Linked DNA regions of Homo sapiens: region 1 is linked to region 2. The links are chromatin loops, found by intact Hi-C in ENCODE. Cell type or tissue: MCF 10A. All regions are shown on one strand. Each heading gives the region's core, and the rest is flanking DNA. Links, peaks and the distances in the headings are about the cores only.

Evidence for each region. Peaks named below come from ENCODE experiments on the same cell type or tissue, not always from the same donor. Only the 100,000 strongest peaks of a DNase experiment are listed, where the experiment ranks them.
Region 1: a loop joins it to region 2, with 11 times the contacts of the local background. A loop is called at or near these places in 2 of 110 quality-filtered maps.

The regions. Positions count from the first base shown.
Region 1 is chr7:8,359,597-8,370,255 of GRCh38, forward strand. No RefSeq gene overlaps it. Among named protein-coding and RNA genes, the nearest start is that of NXPH1, 69 kb to the right of the region's middle. In MCF 10A, for the core only: a CTCF peak has its summit at 6,118 (motif pointing left); a DNase peak (open chromatin) is centred at 6,085.
Region 2 is chr7:7,419,063-7,429,721 of GRCh38, forward strand. COL28A1 (collagen type XXVIII alpha 1 chain) reads right to left here. Exons shown (of 35, transcript NM_001037763.3): 26 at 823-891. Among named protein-coding and RNA genes, the nearest start is that of COL28A1, 110 kb to the right of the region's middle. In MCF 10A, for the core only: a CTCF peak has its summit at 5,535 (motif pointing right); a DNase peak (open chromatin) is centred at 5,529.

The DNA.
Region 1 (10,659 bases), core at 1,731-9,730, 940 kb after region 2:
CCTCCCAGACCTTGCTCTGTGTGTCTTTTCTTTTTGCTGATTCTATTATAATAAAACTGTGAGAGTATAGCACATACCTGAGTTCTGGGAGTTGTTCCAGCAAATTATCAAACCTGGAGAGGTAGTGAAAGCCTCCAAACTTGAGGCCATTTGGTCAGAAGTGCAGGTGGCCTGGGAATCCCTGAGTTTGTGGCTAGTGTTTGAAGTGAGGCCAGTCTTGTGGAGGTCTGAGCCCTTGTTCTGTGAAATTTTACCTAACTCCACGTAATTAGTGTCAGAATTGCATTGTAGCCCCACTTTCCAGATGAAGAAACAGAGGCATGCAGAGGTCAAATAATTTGCCCAAAGTCTCACAGCTAGTAAAGTGGCAGCATCAGTAATCAAATCCAGGATATTGTAGGGGAGAAAAAAATATTTTTCTCTCTACTCTTCAAAGTTCTTGGACCCTTGTAAGCTGGGGCCCCTATAACAAAAGACCTATTAACAAGAGAAAAACAAACAGCCATTTATTAACATGTGTGCTTCCTATATACCTGGGATAAAATTCAAGGAAAGAGTAACTCTGAGGTGGCTTGGAATTCAGGCTTAAATATCATCATCAGCTAAAGAAAAAATAAAAAGGATGTAGGGAAGGCCAGTTATGGGAAGGTAGCCAGAAAATGTGTATCAGCAAGAATGAGGTTTGGTCCTGTGATTTAGTCATTTTTTTTCTTCCTGGAAAGAAGAGAGGAGATCAGAGTGGAAGGTCATCCTTGAAAATGGAGATTTATTTTACAAATGTAAATTTACATTACAAAAGGGTAATTTCTAGTGTTTTCAGACCTTTTCCTGTGTCTGCTGTTTCTCAAAATCATCAGCTCGAAATAATCCTTAAGCAAAAGTGTCGTATTTTTAGGGTGGCATATCTGTTGCCTGTAGTCTGCCTGCAAAAGTTTTCTGCTCTTAATCATTAGGCAGTTCTCTGTCTCAATTGAAGAGCTCATTTCAGTTTTCAACAGATGTAGAATTATAATGAATCAGTTAGAATTCATTAAGCTACTCACACCTTGATTTTGAACTTCTGCCCTTCAGAACTGTGAGAGAACACATTTCTATTGTTTTAAGCCACACAGGTTGTGGTAATTTGTTACAACAGCCCTGGGAAACTAATACAGTATCTTAAGTTTAATATGACTAAAACAGAACTCTTGCTCTGCCCCCACCCAAAACCCACATCCCCACAGTCTTAGTTTCTCAGTAGGTGGTAATTTTATCCTTCCAGTTGCTAAAACGAAAATTTGAGGAGTCATTCTTGATCCTCTTTTCCTTATCTCCCACATCTAATGTTTTACAGACCTGTTGCTTTTATCTTCAAAACAGATCTGCCTTTTCCACCTCCATTTATTTGCAACTCCATGATTGCTACCTTGCTCACAGCCACCATCATCTCTGGCCTGGACTACAGTAATACCTTTCTTACTGATCTGTCTCCTTAAGCTCTTGCCCCATTATGCCTAAAATAAAATCCAAACTTCTTACCCTGGCTTGCAAAACACTGCATACAGGGGTTCTTTTTGTTTCTCAAATAGAACAGCTCATTCTCATTCTCACCTTGGGCCTTTGCTCTAGTTGTTCCCTCTGCCTGGAATGCACTTCCCTTTCAAGATGCAACCAGTTTCTTGTTAATTATATCTGAACTTCAGTGTTACCTTCCTTTGGACACCCTTTTCTGATCAGCTGGTTTAACCAGCCTTCCTAGTAGTTACTCTCTGCTACAATAGCCTATTAACATTCTTTGCACTGTACTCGTCGTTACCTAACATTTTTCTTCATTTGTTCACCTATGCTCACTAGAATGCAAGCTCTGTGAGAATAGAGAACGTACTTACCTGGTTCACCACCACTTTGCCAATGCCTGAGCAGTCATTGGCATATAAGAGGAACTCATAAATATTTGTTAAATGAATAACTCCCATCCTCCCCATCCCTCACAACTATATGTGAAGAAATGATGACACAGGTTTTCAAGCATAGGTTCTGAAGTTTTGGGTGAATCAGCTAGAGAAGAGTGAACAATAACCTAACAGGCTCCCTTTTTTTGATAAGAGTCTTTTATACATTTTGGCTTTTCTTTTGGGTTTGTCAAGTTCTCCCTTCTATTGACATATACTGAACCCCCCCAACTGGGATGATTACATATCAAGAAAAAAATACATACTTCTTTCTCAAAAACGTGTATGGCACCTCTAACATTGTTAGTACTTGTGTGTGTGGGGAGGTTACTTATAAAAAGTAAATGAATAAATGTGCTCTTAATTAGCACCCCCAAGCAATTAAAACTGATTGAAGCATGACTAATTTAATCATTCTAAATCACCTACACAGTGAAAATAATTTTTACAGTTCACTTAAATTCAGAAATTTTAGAAACTTTGATTGTTATTAGAAAATAATAAAAACAAATCAATACATTTCTGATAAAGGACTACTTTCTAAAGAAGCACTTAACGATTGTCTTAACCCTCTCTCTTTAAAATATGAATTTCAATTCAATATCTGTTTAACTCATACTTTTAGAAGTCAAATTTTAGATTGATATGAAAATGCTTGATAAATTCATACAATATTCGAATACAGGTAATATTCTAACACCAAACTGCCTGTTTTGTATAGTCTGCGAGCTAAGAGTGTTTTCTACATTCTTAAATGTTTGAAACAAAATTCAAAGAAAGAATATTTTGAGACACGTGAAAATTAAATGAAATTAAAATTAAAGTTAATTAAAATGAAATGAAATTAAGATTAAATTAAATTTCAGTGTTTATAAGTAAAGTGTTATTGAAACAGTCATGTTTATTTACTTATATATTGTCTATGGCTGCTTTCTCATTACAATCACAGGGTTAAGTAGTGGTGACAGAGACCATATAGCCCACAAAGCTTAGATATTTGTTATTGGGCTATTCGTAAAAAATTAGCTGACCCTTGTCCTAAGATAGAAAAACCTTTGAATAATATTCTTATTGCTCTGTTTATCTTAATCATCTAATTAAAAGACAACAATGTGGTATTTTAAAATTCAAACCAGTATTTTCTTGTATCTAAGAACTGGTGCCATTCAGAGTAAGAACAGCAAAACAAACAGAGCTACATATACTTGTTATACATCAAATATTACAGCATATAACTATAGAACCTATTAGTTAAAATGGTCTTTCCTAGACTACGTGGAAATAGGAGACTGTCTTTGTTAAGGCATCTATTTATATTCAGATGCGGTGCTGTGACACAAAGAAGAATGAGGAAGTCCTTACTCTCTAGGAGTTCGTGATCAAGCAGAAGTTCACATTCTTATTTAATTCCCATGCAACTTAATGAGACACATCACTATTTTAGAAGTGAGGCAACAGAAATGCAGATATTTGCTTAACAGAAATGCAGAAATTTGTTTAAGACACCCTGAAAATATTTGAAATTCTTGTGTTTATTTTTCTGGATTCAAGTTAACATAGTAGTAAAATATAGAGCTACACTTTTACAAATGGTATAGAAAGAAGGAAGAACCTAAGGACAGTCCACACCTGGCCAGTCCCTGTCAGAATGGATTCCTGGGCATGTTGTTTGTTTCAACATCTGATAGATTCCTATGTATATTCCAGGTTTAACGTGGTTAAGGGCTAAGCACAGGAGGCAGGGAATGGGAGGGCAGTAGACTGCCTGTTTTCTAAAGAAGTGTGTCCTTTAGAAAATATATTTCAATGGATCGCAGACACCATACCAACTTTCCACTTTAAAAAAAATCTCAAAATAGACTCTGTGCAGCCCTGGAAAGTGTAACAACATAAGGGAAACAGCTGGGGGGCTGAGAGAAGCTCTGAAGTCTGACCTATCTCAGATATGGATGTGATGACCTACTTTCATTCCAGGTAGAGAATAAATTCAGATAACCGTATATGCTGCCGTCCTGTGGAGCTCACATATGGCCTTACAGTAAATGGGCATGCTGCTGGAGCTCAGAGCAACCATGTTTATATTATAGATGCACTGATAGTCATCTCTGTGGTCCCAACTGGAAAGGCAATTCAGAAGAATAAAGGTTTACACTGTAGACTGTCATTGTGAGAAGAAAATGACTCCTCCCTCTGGCCTGAGCTATTTTTGTAACTAGGAAATTTAAGAGAAAATGAACAATATAGTCAGAAGAGCAGAGAAGGAGGAGCATAAACTCTTGCCCCACACCTCTGGGAACCAGCTGATTCAGACCACTTTCCTCATAACACGCATGGACTTGCTTATTTTGCTCATTGATTCATTTAAACTTCAATATACACTTTTGTCCCCTAGGATGGCAGATCCCAATTAGAACTGAAATGACTTTCTCAAATGAGATTTCCCAGAATCATATAAAAAAAAATATTACTGTTAACTATAGTCATCCACTATAGTTAAGAATATTATATAGATTTAAATGGCTAGAGGTGAGGTTATTGTATGTTTTCAACACAGACATGATAAATGTTTGAGATGATGGATATACTAATTATCCTGATCTGATCACTAAACATTATATGTATCAAATCATCACTATGTACACTGTAAATGTGTACAATGATTATTTGTCAGTTGAAAAATTAGAAAAATAGCCCCCAGTAAAGTTCAATCTCAAAGAAAAAGCATATCCAAGAGTAGTACAATAAACACACATAAACCTAAACCCTATATATAATTATTAACATTTTGTCACTTTTGTGCTTGTATGCTCTCTCTCTGTTGCTATTCAATGTAAGAACAGCTCTCTTGGGATATGTGGATACTAATGGCTCTTAGCAGTCAGAAGAAATCTTAAGTATTACCTTCTCATGTACAGTAGGAAAAAAATATATAACATATATGTATATTTTTGTTTTCCTGAACAAGCTGAGAATTCGTTGCAGGTTTCCTGGTGCTTGCCTCTTCTGCCTGTGTTTGCTAGGAAATGGACATTCTTTGACATAACCAAACATCAATATCACACTCAAGAAATCAACATTAACACAACACTAGTATCTAATTTCTTGTCCATATTCAAAATTTCACAATTGTTCCAAAAATGTCCTTTATAGGTGTTTAAAAAAGTTTGAAAAATTAAAAAATTAAAATTGCATTGGCATGTCATGCCTCTATGGGTCTTTAATTTAGAACTTTTTTTTTGTCCTTTTGGCCTTTTGAAGAGTCAAGGTTGGTCATTTGACAGATGTCTAATGATTTTCTTATTATTCAGATTAAACTTTTTTTGGCAGAAAACTACAGAAGTGATGTTGTATATTGTCACCCTAGGGTATCTAATTAGGAGACGCATTAGGTCAGTTTGTTCTTTTATTGGTTATGCTAAATTTGATCTTTTGATTAAAGTGAGGTCCATCAGATTTCCCCACTATCAAATATACCTTTCTTCATTAAAATTAATAAGTAATTGAAGGAGAAATAATTTCAGATTGTGTTACTATCCTGTTCTTCAACAGTCTTTCATCTGTGCTTTTGGCATCTATTACTAATTATTATCTCAATCAATTATTACTATGGTGGTTGCAAATGGTGATTTTTGAATTCTATTATTCCTTCTTAATTTATTAGTTAGAATTATTTTGCAAAACAGAGCTTTTGCTTGTCCACTCCACTTAAAATATTATTTATTTATCATTGTTAAACATATAAACATGACCACACACACATATATAATATATATACACATTTTATATTTGTATGGAATCATGAATTAAAAAAATTCATTTTGTTATTATTTGTTTCTGCCATTCTTCATTATGATACTTGAGTCATAATCTTTTAAATTTAGATCCACACTAACTTATTCCTGCTGATGGGAATGTGGGATCTGTGTGACTGAGTCTAGCCTGGAACAGAGCTTTCCTGGGACATACTAACTATGGCTCTTAAGAGGTGAAGAGATCTTAACCATTACCTTCTCATGGACAGTAGGAATTATCTGCACAATGTCTTATATCCATTGGTGGGAAGAGTCTATACTATTCTATTTGCTCTCGTCTCTGGAATGCCTATCTTCTTCCCAACAGAGATGCCCTTATGCTTCTGATTCATCACACATCTTCTGCCATCTGGTGGTAGGTTGCTAAGCAAACAAGAAGAGACCAGGCAAAGTCTTTACAATATTTGGAGAACACAGTAGGACCTGTGCTGTCCAGAAAACATAAAATGATGGTGTCCAAATGGCAGGTCATTTTTTAAAAGTAGGACTCTTAAATGCATGTGACTTTTTGGAAGAAGAAAGAAGATGAGAAGCATTTATGGGTCTCTGTGCTGAGGTCTGTCACAAACGCTACCCAAGTTAAACCCCAAGAAGTTCTAGGAGGTAGATGCTATTATCCTCATTGTATAGATCAGAAAAGGGAGAATTAAATATTTTGTCATGGCCATGCATCTTCTAAGTGGTAGAGACAATATTTGAAACAAATTTACCTGACTTTGAAGCCTGGATTCTTTCCTTTCACTGCACTGACTCTAAAGTGTATTTGTTTTTGTGTTTGTATGTGTGTGCGTGAGTAAACATAGAGGATACTATCTGCTGTGTAAATTAATGAAGGCCTTCCAAAATCTCAGATGAATATAAACAATTAAAAATATGTTAGAATATAATAATATATTCCTTTAAACACTTTTTTTTTTAAGACAAAGTCTTGCTATGTTATCTAGGCTGGCTTCAAGCTCCTAGGCTCAAGGGATCCTCTTGCCTCAGGCTCCAAGCATCTAGGACTACATGTGCTTGGCATCATGGTGGGCTTACTTTTCAGGTGCATGCCTAATCAGATAATCACTAATATTAGATATCCTCATTTCCATAATACATTTGAGATAGGCAGGACAGTCAAGTCCTGCCTATCTCAAATTTTAAAAAGGCTGGACTTAGGAATCATTGTGTTACTGTGAATACTAAATTAGGTAATATATATAAAGTTAACTCAGGGCCTGGAGAAATTCTGCTTAGCAAATGATGACAATTGCCATTATTAATTATGAGAAGAGTTAGTGGGAATACTTTTAAGCCAGTAAATATTTCTGAGGTCTGAAGACTTTCTTGACATGTCTTCTTAGAGATGCTTCAATAAGTTAGTCTTGTTTTTTCTCCTTGACCCTACTTCGTATTTAAATAAAAGTGGTTTTTGGCCAAACAGTTCCAGGGCCTCAGTACTTGCTAATCAGACATTATCTGTGATTGGTATATGGAGACTCTTAACTTTTTTCTTTCACTGCTTGTTGCTAACTAGAGTCCCCAGAAACCACCTCATTTGGAAAGAACAATCGTTCCAGATCATCAGGACTCAATATGTGATGAATTTTAAATCATTTGAGGATAAGCTTATTTTAGGCTATATTTCTAAGGTGCATTGTAGATTTTGATGTTTATCTCAATGTTAAGGAGACAAAAAAATGAAGCATTGTCTTTCATTATCTTCAAATATTCTTTGATTTGTTTTTGCACGTACATATGCAACTCTCCCTTTACTTATAGTTTATCAAATAAAAATGCGTGATATTTTATTTGCTCTACTTTTGATATATCTTACTGTATTTCATCATTTAATAGAAAACTTTGCCATAGATTTACTTAAAAATATTTATTGCACGTCTATCGTATGCCAGGCACTAAGTCATATAGGGTAGGATTTAAGAGAAAAATTACTTAATGTAAAAATCCATGTGCCAAGCACTGTGCCTGGTATACACAATATACAATTAAAAAGATACGGTGTTTTCCCTCAAGGAACTTTAAGATTGGTTTATCATCACAACTTAATGAAATTAATATTATTAAATACATTTAATGGGAGATGAGGAAACTGAAGTTAAAAGAAGTTGAAATAACTTACATAAGGTTACATAAGAAGTAAGTGGCAGAATAATAATTTGTGTTAATTAAATATTTTATAATATTATATTTTATTTCCTAAATTGGTTTTTGAACTGTATCTCTTTGTTTTCTTAAGACATTGATCTGAGGTTCAAATATGCATTTTTAACTTATTACAGTCTATTTAGAATCAATATTACACAGCTTTCTATAAAGTATAATAATCATATAATAATATACTTTTATTTTCCCTCTTTCAGCCTTTGGACTATTTTTCTCATACATTTTATTTTATTTTTATTTTTCCAGGTAGCTACCAATTCTAGTGTTGTGCATTCCTTCATATAGATCCATATTTTTTTTTTCTTTTTATTTCAAAAGGTTTTTGGGGAACCGGTGGTGTTTGGTTACATGGATAATTCTTTAGTGGTGATTTCTGAGATTTTGGTGCACCCATCACCCAAGAAGTATACATTGCACCGAAAGTGTAGCTTTTTATTCCTCACCCACCTCTCATCTTTCCTCCCTAAGTCTCCAAAGTCCATTGTATTGTTCTTATGCCTTTACATCCTCATAGCTTAGCTCCCACTTATGATACGATACTTGGTTTTCCATTCCTGAGTTACTTCACTTAGAGTAATGGTCTCCAACTCCATCCAGGTTGCTGTGAATGCCATTATTTCATTCCTTTTTTATGGCTGAATAGTATTCATATCTATCTATCTATCTATCTATCTATCTATCTATCTATCTATCTGTCTATCTATCATCTATCTATCTATCCAATCTCACATTTTCTTTATCCACTCAATTGACGGGCGTTTGGGCTGGTTCCATATTTTTGCAGTTGCAAATTGTGCTGCTATAAACATGCATGTGTTTTCATATAATGACTTCTTTTCTTCTGGGTAGATACCCAGTAGTGGGATTGCTGGATCCAGTGGCAGATCTTTTAGTTCTTTAAGGAATCTCCATATTATTTAACATAGTAATTGTACTAGTTTACATTCCCACCAGCAGTGTAAAAGTGTTGTCCTTTCACCACATCCATGCCAACATCTATTATTTTTTAATTTTCAAATTATAGCTATTGTTGCAGGAGTAAGGTGGAATATCATTGTGGTTTTGATTTGCATTTCCCTGATAATTAGTAATGCTGAGTATTTTTCATATGTTTGTTGGCCATTTGTATATCTTTTTTTGAGAATTGTCTATTCATGTACTTATCCCACTTTTTGATGGGATTATTATTTTTTTCTTGCTGATTTATTTGAGTTCCTTATAGATTCTGGATATAGTCCTTTGTCAGATGCATAGTTTGTGAAGATTTTCTCCAAACCTGTGGGCTGTCTGTTTACTCTGCTGATTATATCTTTGCTGTGCAGAAGCTTTTTAGTTTATTAAGTCTCATATATTTATCTTTGTTTTTGTTGCATTTGCTTTTGGGTTCTTGGTCATGAAGTCTTTGCCTAAGCCAGTGTCTAGAAGTGTTTCTCTGAGTTATCGTCTAGAATTTTTATGGTTTCAGGTCTTAGATTTAAGTATTTTATCTATCTTAAGTTGATTTTTATACGGGGTGAGAGATGAGGATCCAGTTTCATTCTTCTACATGTGGCTTGCCAATTATCTCAGCACTATTTGTTGAATAGAGTGTCCTTTTCCCACTTTATGTTTTTGTTTACTTTGTCACAGATAAGTTGGCTATAATTATTTGGCTTTATTTCCGGATTCTCTATTCTGTTCCATTGGTCTATGTGCCCATTTTTATAACAGTACCATGCTGTTTTGGTGACTATGACCTTATAGTATAGTTTGAAGTTAGATAATGTGATGCCTCCAAGTTTGTTCTTTTTGCTTAGTCTTGCTTTGGCTATGTGGTCTTTTTTGGTTCCATATCAATTTTAGGGTTGTTTTTTCCAGTTCTGTGAAGAATGATGATGGCCTTTTGATGGGAATTGCATTGAATTTGTTGATTGCTTTTGGCAGTATGGTCATTTTTACAGTATTGATTCTACCCATCCATGAGCATAGGATATGTTTCCATTTGTTTGTGTTGCCTATGATTTCTTTCAGCAGTGTTTTGTAGTTTTCCTTGTAGAGGTCTTTCACCTCCTTGGTTGGGTATATTCCTAAGCATTTTATTTTTATTTTTTTGCAGCTATTATAAAAGAGGTTGAGTTCTTGATTTTTTTCTCAGCTTGGTTGCTGTTGGTGTATAGCAGTGCTACTGATTTATGTATATTGATTTTGTATCGTGAAACTTTACTGAAGTCATTTATCAGATGTAGGAACTTTTTGGATGAGTCTTTAAACTTCTCTAGGTCTACAATCATGTCATCAACAAACAGCAACAGTTTGACTTCCTCTTTGTTGATTTGGATGCCCTAAATCTTTCTCTTTTCTGATTGCTCTGGCTAGGATGTCCAGTACAACGTTGAATAGAAGTGGTGAAAGTGGGCCTCCTTGTCTTGTTCCAGTTCTCAGGGGGAATGCTTTCGGCTTTTCCCCATTCAGTATAATGTTGGCTGTGGGTTTGTCATAGATGACTTTTATTACATTAAGGTATGTCCCTTCTATGCTGATTTTGCTGAGGGTTTTAGTCATAAAGGGATGCTGGATTTTGTCAAATGCTTTTTCTGCATCTATTGAGATGATCATGTGATCTTTGTTCTTACTTCTATTTGTGTGGTGTATTACATTTATTGACATGTGTATGTTAAACTATCCCTGCATCCCTGGTATGAAAGCCCCTTAATCATGGTGTGTTATCTTTTTGATATGCTGTTGGATTCTGTTAGCTAGTATTTTGTTGAGGA
Region 2 (10,659 bases), core at 1,271-9,270:
TGGTGGGTGGTTCATTGACATCTATTTTCCCTATTGAACATGCTTGCTACTTCTTTACCCTACTTTCGAACAAATCAAAGAAAGTTGTTGAGCAACTGAATGAACAATTAAAACTAGGTTTCTCAAACTCAGCACTATTAACATTTTGAGCTGAGTCACTCTTTCTGATGGGAGGCTGTCCTGGGCATTGTAGAATGGTTGGCAGCATCTCTGGACTTGATCTACTACAACCAAAAAATGTCCCTAGACATTGCCACATGTTCTCTGAAGCCAGGGAAGGGAAACAAAGTCTCCCTCTTTGAGAAACACTGGATTAAAAGAATAAAAGGATGAATAACCACCAAACTGAAGGAGACATAGAAAGGAGGGAAACTGGGCCAAAAGAAGTTGCTCTCATCTTCTCCAGGGACAATCAGTCTAGACCCTTGTACTGACACCCTGCCAGAGTAGCTGTGGCACAAAGGGCACAATGACACATTAGCAGGTGACCTGTTAAAAAAGCCACCTGAGGCACCTCTGCCAAAGTAAAGATGTGCTTCTTGATGACGGCACAGCCTCTAAGAAACCCAGAAATGTTCTGAGCACTTTGCAGTTAAAAAGAGGCTGACTTGCTCATTTCTTTTGGGGGAAGTGAATGGCTTTATAAACTCGAATGTTCTATTTTACTGAACGTTCACCTGATATGAAAAATAAGACGTTTCATCAGTCACCAAGAAAAAAATAAGTCAACACCAAGACGAACACTTATTATGAAGTTACTGTTCACTTGTTTGTCACTGATGATATCTGACCCTCACACAAAGCACTGAGCTGAGGACTCACCTTTGGCCCTTGGGTTCCTACGCCCCGAGGCCCAGAAGGACCTGGAGGGCCTCTGACCCCAGGCTCTCCCTGAAAAGACACAACAAATAACAAGTTACTAATTTTTTAAAGACTTTATGTTTTTTTCAATATATATATTTTAATATCAAAAACTTCTTGAATGTGACTAAGGTATTAATTGAACCCTCTTCTCCTAGATCACTTTTCTATTACCACCTAGGCAATCTTCAAACCAACAGATCCAGGTCCATTTCAAATTAATCAAGTCAATTAACTTCTTGGCAACATTAACTTTTTTCAGAACCCTCTTCTCTAGAATTTGGAAAAGTAATTACGAGTATTGTGAATAGAGGATGGAAGAAGAGACAAGAATAAAAAACAACCATTAAGAAATATAATCATATCCTGAACTAGTTGCTTTTATCATTGTATGCAACAAAGATTATGCTATTTGAGTTATGATGTTTCTGCCACCTCATTAACTGGAACTGCAGGGTAAACTCTAAAAAGGATTTTCAGCTTCACTAAGGCATGACAGCTTCATAGCTGGCAACTATTACCAGAAAATTGGTGGTACCTGATGAGGGTAGGTGACGCCCTGTGGCAAGACCTACTAGAGATGCTAATGATGGGAAGAAGGAGAGAAATAAAAATTGCTTCATTAGCCACCTTCTGTATTCCCAAGACTATGCCATGTATGTTCATATATGTTATTTGATATAATTTAGTACTCACAATAATCTTGCATTATAATGATGTCTAGTTTATGTAACTTCTCTGAACCTCGGTAAATTCATCACATATGTAGAAAATAATATCTACATTTCAAAGGGCTCAGAATTAAGTGAGACAAAGCTTGTAAGTGTTTCTATCATGATTTTTACCACAGAATAGGCACTTGGTATATGTCAGCTCCACTCACCTATTTTATTAAAGTGGAAGCTAAGGTTTGCCCAAGTCTGCACAGCTATTAAGGTGCAGGGCTAGAAGGATGTAGAAAAACAGGAACCCTCATAATTGCTGGTGCAGCCACTTTGGAAAACAGTTTGGTGGTTTAAGGTTCAACATAAATTTGCCAAATGATACAGTCATTTCACTCCTACATATACACCCAAAGAAAATAAAAATGTATGTCCACTTAGAGACTTGCATATGAATGCCCTTAGCAGCATTATACATAATCATCCAAAACTAGAAACAGCCTAAATGCCCATCAACTGGTGAATGGACAAAGTGCTGTAAATTCAGCAATAAAAAGGAATAAACTATGAATAAATGCCATAACATGAATGAACCTCAAAAACATTATTACTGATGAAAGAAGCCAGATATATGATTACATTTATAAATAATACCCAGAAAAGGTAACTCTATAGAAACAAAAAGTAGATTAGTCACTGCCAGGGGCCAGGGACAGCAACATGGATTAACTATAAATGGTCGTGAGGGATTTTACTGGGGGGATAAAAATGACCTAAAACTGATTTATGGTGATGGCTGTATAGCTTAGTAGCAAATTTACTTAAAGAACCATTGAATTTTATACTTAAAAAGGATGAATTCTAGAATGTGTAAAATATGCCTGAATAAAGTAATAAAGAAAAAAAAGAACCAGGGTCAGGCTTTGAACTACCACCCAAGACCTTTAGCCTTAGGTCCTGTTTTGCCCATATCCTGTTACCAGCTAAACAGCTTCCAGCTTCCAACACTGCAAAAACCATAAATTACAAGAAATGTTGAAGTTGTTCATTCAGAAAAACAGTCCATCTTTTAATTTACTTTCTACTTATAAACTCTAAAATACTTCCAGATAACCCAAGCCCTTAAAAGGACGGGGGCCACTTTAAAACTGTACTTTATTACTGACTTAATTCTTTTAATATCTACTTTCATAATTATGTATTTCTATTTTGCTTACAGACCACTTTTATTATACTGTCTCCATCTGTTCCACTTAGTACTTAGCTGCTTCTAAGGCTACGGGTGCTAATTATCTCTTTAACACCTCTCTCCTACTGACTCCCATCTTTGAGGGTCCCCAAGTTCCTGCCAGCTGAAAGGATCACTCCAACATCAAGGGCTCCAAGTAGAGAACATGAAAACCCTGTAGTACATACATTTCCATTAGCACTCCTTTCTTGAGTACCTATGAAGTACTTTCAAAGGGAGAGTGTGTAAGTTCACTGCCTGAAGTTCTCCAACTACACCTGACTGATTCATACACTTTGCTACATCTTAAAAGGACATGTCTTTTCTCTTCCAAACATTTTGACACTCTCCAACAAAACAAGTCAAGCATAGTTAAGTAAATCTTACCCAAAATCATCGAAAGTTTCATCAAAAATAATACTCCTCTTTGCTCAGTCACCCCAACCCACCCCAGATTTGGTGGCTTCCTCTCATTCATTTCCGTTCACCTGTGCCCTTCCAAGATGAGGTGAAAAGGTTAGGAAGGATATGGCCAGGTTGGGCGCAGTGGCTTACACCTGTAATCCCACCACTCTGGCAGGCCGAGGTGGGTGGATCACATGGTCAGGAGTTTGAGATCAGCCTGGCCAATGTAATGAAACAGTGTCTCTACTAAAAATACAAAAATTAGCTAGGCGTGGCGGCAGGCACCTGTACTCCCAGCTACTGGGGAGGCTGAGGCGGGAGAATCACTTGAACCCGGGAGGCAGAGGTTGCAGTGAACCAAAACCACGCCATTGCACGCCAGCCTGGGTGACAGAGTGAGACTCTGTCTCCAAAAAAGAAAAAAAAAAAGGAAGGATATAGCCAGACACCATGTGCCTCCTGCTGTGATACATTAGAGAATACACCACCCTACCTATCAATATTCTGGCCTAGAAAAAACTGAACCTGGATGTAAACACGTCTCTTGACCTACCAGCTTTGAGTGTCCCCAAGTTCCTGCCGGCTATTACTACCAGCTTACAGTAATAGACGGAAGAGGGAGAAACACGTTACACAACACCATGAGGATATCATCAGCAAATCCGCAAGTACAAATAACACATACACTAACTGCGAGCTAAAAACAAGGGAGGAGTCTACTTTGATTAAGAGAGATTTAAGAGCTATTTCAATCAAATGCAATGTGTGGGCATGATTTGGATCCCAATCCAAACAAACCAATTGCAGCAAATGGGTAAGACAAGCTTGGAAATGTGAATGCTGGATATTTGCTATATTAAGGAATTGTTCATTTGTTTTAGGTTTGATAATAGTATTGTAGTCAAGTTTTTAAAAAGAGTTCTTACATTTGAATGACAAATGCTAAAGCTTTATATGGATGATGTCTGAGGATTGCTTCAGGATAATGTGGTGAGGGGAGGAGTGAAGAATATAGCTAAAACAAGATCAACTATGTGTTGATAATTGTTAAGGAAGTGTGATATGTAAATGAGAGTTCATTTCACTAGTCTTTCCACTTTTGTGCATGCTTAATTTTCATAATTGTTTTAATACAATTTTTAAAAATCCATAAACAATATCCAGCAAAAGTCTCTCCAGTGAACCTGAGATAGTGTTGCTGTAATAGACCCCCTTAATAATAATTCATGATTTTAAAGATATTAAAACTGGGCAAAGGGGAGGAGCACACAGGTAGATTCAACATCATTAGAATTTACATCTGTCGTGTGTATTCTTGGGATGTACCAAATGTTACATAATTTTTTTTTTAACATAGGGATACGGAGAGAAGGCAAGATTTTTTTTTAACAAAGTAGTATGTTTTAAGAAAAAATTTGACACTGTAGTATTTAATTCATGATTTTTTTTGTGTGAGAATGTTAGCTAAAACCTCCCCTCAACTAGTATTAATTACACTAATACCCACACATGGGAAAGCAAGCGGGAAAAGCAGTTAAAATAGGTCCATAGTTTACCTCAGGCCAGCCTTGTCAATGCTCAGTGTTGCTATTCATTCTCTCCTTCACAGTCTCCCTTATTCACGTCCCCCTAACCCTCAACCTTTGGGAGTATCTGAAGGCCAACTGCAGTAGGACAGCTGACCCTGTAGATACCTTACTGTTCTCTCTGTCCCGCAGCCTCAGCCAATGAATTTAAGATGTGTTCCATGTCATCTGTGGTCCTTCAGTGTTCACCTAAAACAAACTGTCCATCCTTATCCATATAATTGTTGACATATAGCTATGTTTCACATATCTAAATAATCTTTTGTATCTTTCAAACTACGGGAAAATAATGACTTATAGCAATGCTTTTGTGAATCTAATAGACTTTAAATCAAGTCTTAACGTTCTGCAGATATTAGAATTGGTCTGTAACACGGCATGAGAGTTGTTCCTCAGTGTATATGTACCATACTTTGATAGATGGGAACATTAGGCATTTAATGATCTGAGAATCCACAGAAGTAGTGTCTCTCCACTATGGTGGGGTCTTTGAAAATGATCTTTTGTGGTTCCATGGGCCGTGTGTCCATGTTAGGCCACCACACCTGGTAAATGTGAGCAAGAGAATTGCGGACAGGTCTTGCTTGGCCATTTGACGGCACTGGTTTTGTCATAAGGCAGCACCGTAGGTACCTAAGAAGTGCGTTGACCTGTGATATTTTCAGATACACAGTTTATTGTCAGTGGATACAGCAATATTCACAAATAAAGGAATTACAACAGGTTGTCGCATAGCTGGACATAGCTTCCCACGCAACAGCTGAGGGTTGTTGGAGCCTGCAGAGGGAGCCCTTGTATTAGGAGATAATGAACAGACGTGCGAGCAAATTCTAGAGTCGCCATTGGTAACAACATCTATCACTTTCCTAAGATGACAGTCTTAGCCTTACCCCTAACCCCTGCACCCACTCTCTCAAAAGAAGAATAACGGACTGTTTAGATGGCATACCACTTCCTCTTGGCCCGCCAAAGGGATTCTAGATGGGAGATACTACTTTCATTTTCACAGGAAACGGCCAAATTCAGGACTGTCTGCAGTATTTGTGCATATGAACTTAACAAATGATTCAGTGAAGACCACCTAGACCATAACCTTGCAGAGTGGATAATTTTAACTCCTTTAAAAATACACATCATCTTATGATGGTTCTAAAACTCACACATTGAAGCTTTCCCTTTTTAAATGAAAGAAGAAAGAGGAGAGCAAACACATTCATTCATTTTCTCATTAGTAAATCTTCACTTTGGTTAATATTAAAACTATTATAATAAATAATAAATAAAAATAATACTTATTAAGTTTATTATGCAGCAGGAAGTTTTCATTCATTATCTTACCTGATCTTATCAACATCAACTTATTCCATTTTACAGATAAGGAAACTGAGCTACAGCAGGATACATGACTTGCCAAAAACCAGGCAGTCTGAAGCAATTCAAACCCAGGTATGACTCCAGAACCCATCTCCCATTTTGATGTGGACTGGGACTAGATGCAAGACGCTAACTTTTCCATAGACTTTCTTCCAGCTGTCATTTAATGCAAAGACCTCGGCTGTTTGGCTGTGAAACTGTAAAAGTCCTTTCCCTACATCGCCAGTCACACCCTCTCAAGGAGAAGAACATCCTGGATTATAAGATTCATCCTGTATTACACAGGTCCCACACGACCTGCACAAGAATCCAGCCCTCTAAGTCTTCCCGTCCCATTTTCCCTCCGTTGCTAATCCTTGGTTTTGCGGTTTACTCCAATGTGTTAATTGACTTCATTCCAGATCTCCTACCTATACCAGTTCTTAATCTCTCTTCTTATCCATCCTACAATGTGTGTGATTTGGCAGCGTGATGCATAAAATGGCTACTACCACTAATTATATTTGAATTTGTTAGGATTCATAAAGATGTTTTACATACATTAGTCTATTAATTTATCATAATAAACCTGTGAAGTAGGCATTATTATCCCAAATCACAGATAAGAATGCTAAGCCTCAGGGAGACTAAACGACTTGCTGAGGTCACACAGCTAATAAGTGGCAAGGTTTCAAGGTGGAGCAGTGACAAGGAAACAACCCATTATACCTTATGAGTTTTCTAAAAATATCAATATAATATTTGAGGAAATAATCAGCCCATTAGATTATTTTCCTCCCCCTTACTCCCCCACACACTAATGAGGCTTTAATCATACTCTCTCCCTTTGTGCCAGCTAAGTTGCTGCCACTCTTTGAGAAGAAGGTGGAAGCAAGATATACTTGTTCCAAAAGTGATTTCATGCTTTTTCTACTTTGGGGACAATAAAAGCAAATTAAATTCACTGTGAAAGAATCAGCCTCTTAAGGATGTTCCAAGGAATGGTACTCTAAAGATTCTGCTAAATGATGAAACTGAGGAATGACTGGGTTTTAAAATAAGGTAGAAGTCAAAGTGATGATAGCAGCTGCCTTATGTTTCTTTCTTTCTGGTTTTTAAATAAAATTAAGATATAACTACTCCAACTACCACAAACATAGGCAGAACTCTGGAATGAATTACATAATTCCACCTATGTCATGTGTTAGGACCTCTAGAATACCTCACTCGTGGTAGCCAGAATGTCAATGGAAGTTTTAGAGGCTTTTTTCTAAGTATATGCACATATTGGCAATGTGTATTGATTATTGAATGACCGTTGTCATATGACTCAGTCATTTCTCAATGACACCCTTTAATATGAATAGGAAGATAGTACCAACTGTCAGCATGATCATCATGGGGATGAGAAAATAATTATACAAATGCTAGAAAACAAACTTCTCAAATTGCTACATTTCCTCTCAAGTATTTTCTCACCTTTAAATTTCAAATTATTTAAAGTATTTTCAATTACTTGAATCAATTTATCTCCTAAAACTTTAATATTCACCCCAAAACAGCTGTATCTCATAGTCCCTGACAATTTTAAAACTTCTTATTTTTTCCTTTTCTCAAAATCATCTCATCAAAGATGAGCAAATGATGGCCTTTTGCCAAGAACTTCACTGGAGAGCAAGAGTCTTTCTTATTTAGCTTGGTTAGAAACCTTGAAAACATAAATATTGATACTGCCCCTTACGACAGTGAGAAGAGCAGGCTGTCTTGTACTAAAACTGAATATAATTTTCCACTGGGAGAAAGTTCCTCCAAGTCTGCATGATCAAAAATAACAATATGTTTATGGTGATGTGGGCAATGAATGTTAAGGGGATTTACCATGTGTCTCCAGGGCTGAAGGAAAAGTACGTACATACTCATAAGAAGAGAAATACAAAGCTAGGAAAACAGCAAGGAGAGATGAAAGCAATATTCAAAGTCATGAGGTGGACTACTAGAGTGCAGCTCAGATTTTAGAGATCAGGCATATAACTGCATTGGGGAGTAACCTTGAATAGTCACCTTTTCCTGGTCTTGGATATGACCCTTTCTGAAACCTCTGGGTCAAACTGCCTAGGGTCTAAACTTTGTATGGCTCTGGCTTTAATTAGTTCTGTTTTGGGCTGATTGTCCAGGCTGAAGCAATTTTGCAGTCATATTATAGGGAGGTGGCTTTCTTCAAGTCCACTTTGGAATTACATGCCCTTAACTTCATTAAGTCTGTATCCTAGGCCAGCCCTCCTTGTTGGGCACTGTTCAAAAATGGAGTTCCTTGTCCAGTCTATGTCTGCCAATGGAATTCACACATTCCTAATGCATCTCTGTGTGAATCGGTCCTCTGTTCCACCAATGCCTGTTGGTGGAGTGTACATATGTGAGCCATTGCAGAGAACAGAGGGGCAATTCAGATGCTGGGAACATTTTTAGAATAATGATACTCAGTGGAATTCCACATAGACTTGCATTTTATGGCTATGGGTCACTTTTGTCAAATAAAGCATGTATTTACAATACTCAAACATTTAAAGTTACTGAAAAATATTTAACTCTTTTGGGTTTGGGGTTTATGCTTCTCTTTAATGTTTATATAATTTAAGTTTTGACAATAGAAAAGCTAGGCTGAAAGGGGAAACAATCCAACTGCACACACAAAAGAGTGCCTAGATAGAAGACGGACAGCATAGGAGATTGAGCATCTGTGGATCAGGGTAAGTCATGCTTTCTGCTCTGATTTATTCATCCATTTAGTTTTTCATTCATTCATCCATATCCATAGCCCCTCTCATATACAAAACAAATGTAGTATCAAAAATGTTTCTATTGTAAAGAGACAAGTTGCTCAACCTTCTGGTTCTTCATTTCTTCATCTATAAAACAGGGGGACTGTTAAAAATGTCATAATATTCTGGAAATATTTAGGTAATACATAATCATGACAATGATAATAGTAATTATACCTGTAATAACAACAACAATCCAACAAGTCTTTTCTGCCAACAGACTTATGCCAACAACTTGATGGTTAAGAGGTCCTAACCCCAAATCCAGGTTAGATCTCCTCTGTGCAAAGATTAGGCTAAGTTCAACCACTCCAAGGCTTTGGAGCGGGTCATAGCTTTTTCTGTGATGATCCAGCTCCCTGAGAGGGCCTGAAAAAAGCTAAGAGACGGGCACGGTAGGCTGTACCTGCCCTTAGTGAACTCAGGAGAGCCACGTCTTATATTCCTTTTCTATGAGGCCAGAAATAAACTCTTATATCAGAGACATCAGGAAATCAGACCTTATGCTACATGTACCTTACAAAGCTTTGGGGGTGAAAACACAGGAACAGAGTTATCTGCAGCTCCTCGAAGAGAAATGAGACGTATGGCATGTTTGCCCTCAAACCACAAGAAGTGCCCTTAATATCTAAGGCTCCAGAGAAGAAAAGCAGGCTGTGATGAGTGGGGCTTGGAGCTTGGCTTCCCCATCAACGAGCCAGGAGATTGGATCCAGGAGTGAGGACACTGGATGAGCACTTCCCACTTAGCAAGAAACCAAATTATCAGTTCCTCTTCCCAGCATGTTTCAAAGGTGAGTTTAAAATCTATATCTCCTCTCTCCTTCAAAGTTGTAGTTTTTACAAGAATTTTAGAAATATCTCAGAAGGTCTTGCCGAATTTGAATTAAATTCAAGGTAATTGTATCCAGAAGGACAATAACCACTGATGTTGCAGGGAATTTTTCCACTTGGAAAAGAGCCACGGAGAACCACAAGGGTGCTAGATGTCAGCAACTGCTTTTTATATGTTTTGAAACACAGAAGCTTTGAGTTTAATGTCTGTGTCATATGCTAAACACATGTGACCTTAACTAAACAGCACCAAAACCCACCATAAATTCATCGTCAACCTTAATGGTTTCCTCATTTCAAAACACATTTGTTTTGTAAGTTAATGCCTTAAGGCCACAATTTTAAGGCGACTACACAAAGCTTAAATGAAAAACATATCAGGATCCATATGGCTCTACTACCACACACACATATATACAGTTTCACTGTCATTTTAACTCAAAAGGGGAGAAATTTTGCACACATTTGGGTCCTGTGCTTCCGCTGCCATGGACAATTTTTGGTATTTTCAGAATTTCCCGTACTTTACCAAGCAAGAAGGGCAAAGTTAACTGGAATTATCTTCCTTTCTTTGCCAGTTTCTGTCTATGAATCTCCCTCTCTCTCTCTCTCTCTCTCACATACACACACACTCTCTTTCTCTCTGTGCTCTGTGTGTGTGTGTGGGGGGGGGGATGGTGTGTGTGTATGCGTGTGTGTTTCCAGAAGTTTTCTTCAGAAAAAAAGGCCACATAGAAATTTTGAAGCCCCTGTAAAAAAGGAGAGATGATTTTTAAAGTTACTTAGAAGCTGGTATTTTCTTTTAGACTTTCCTTTATTTTCAAGTTTATGATCCAAGTTCCCTTGATTCTAAGACCAGCTCACCCTCCTAACATCTCCTTCCAGGGCTAGAGAAATTCTGAACAACACAAT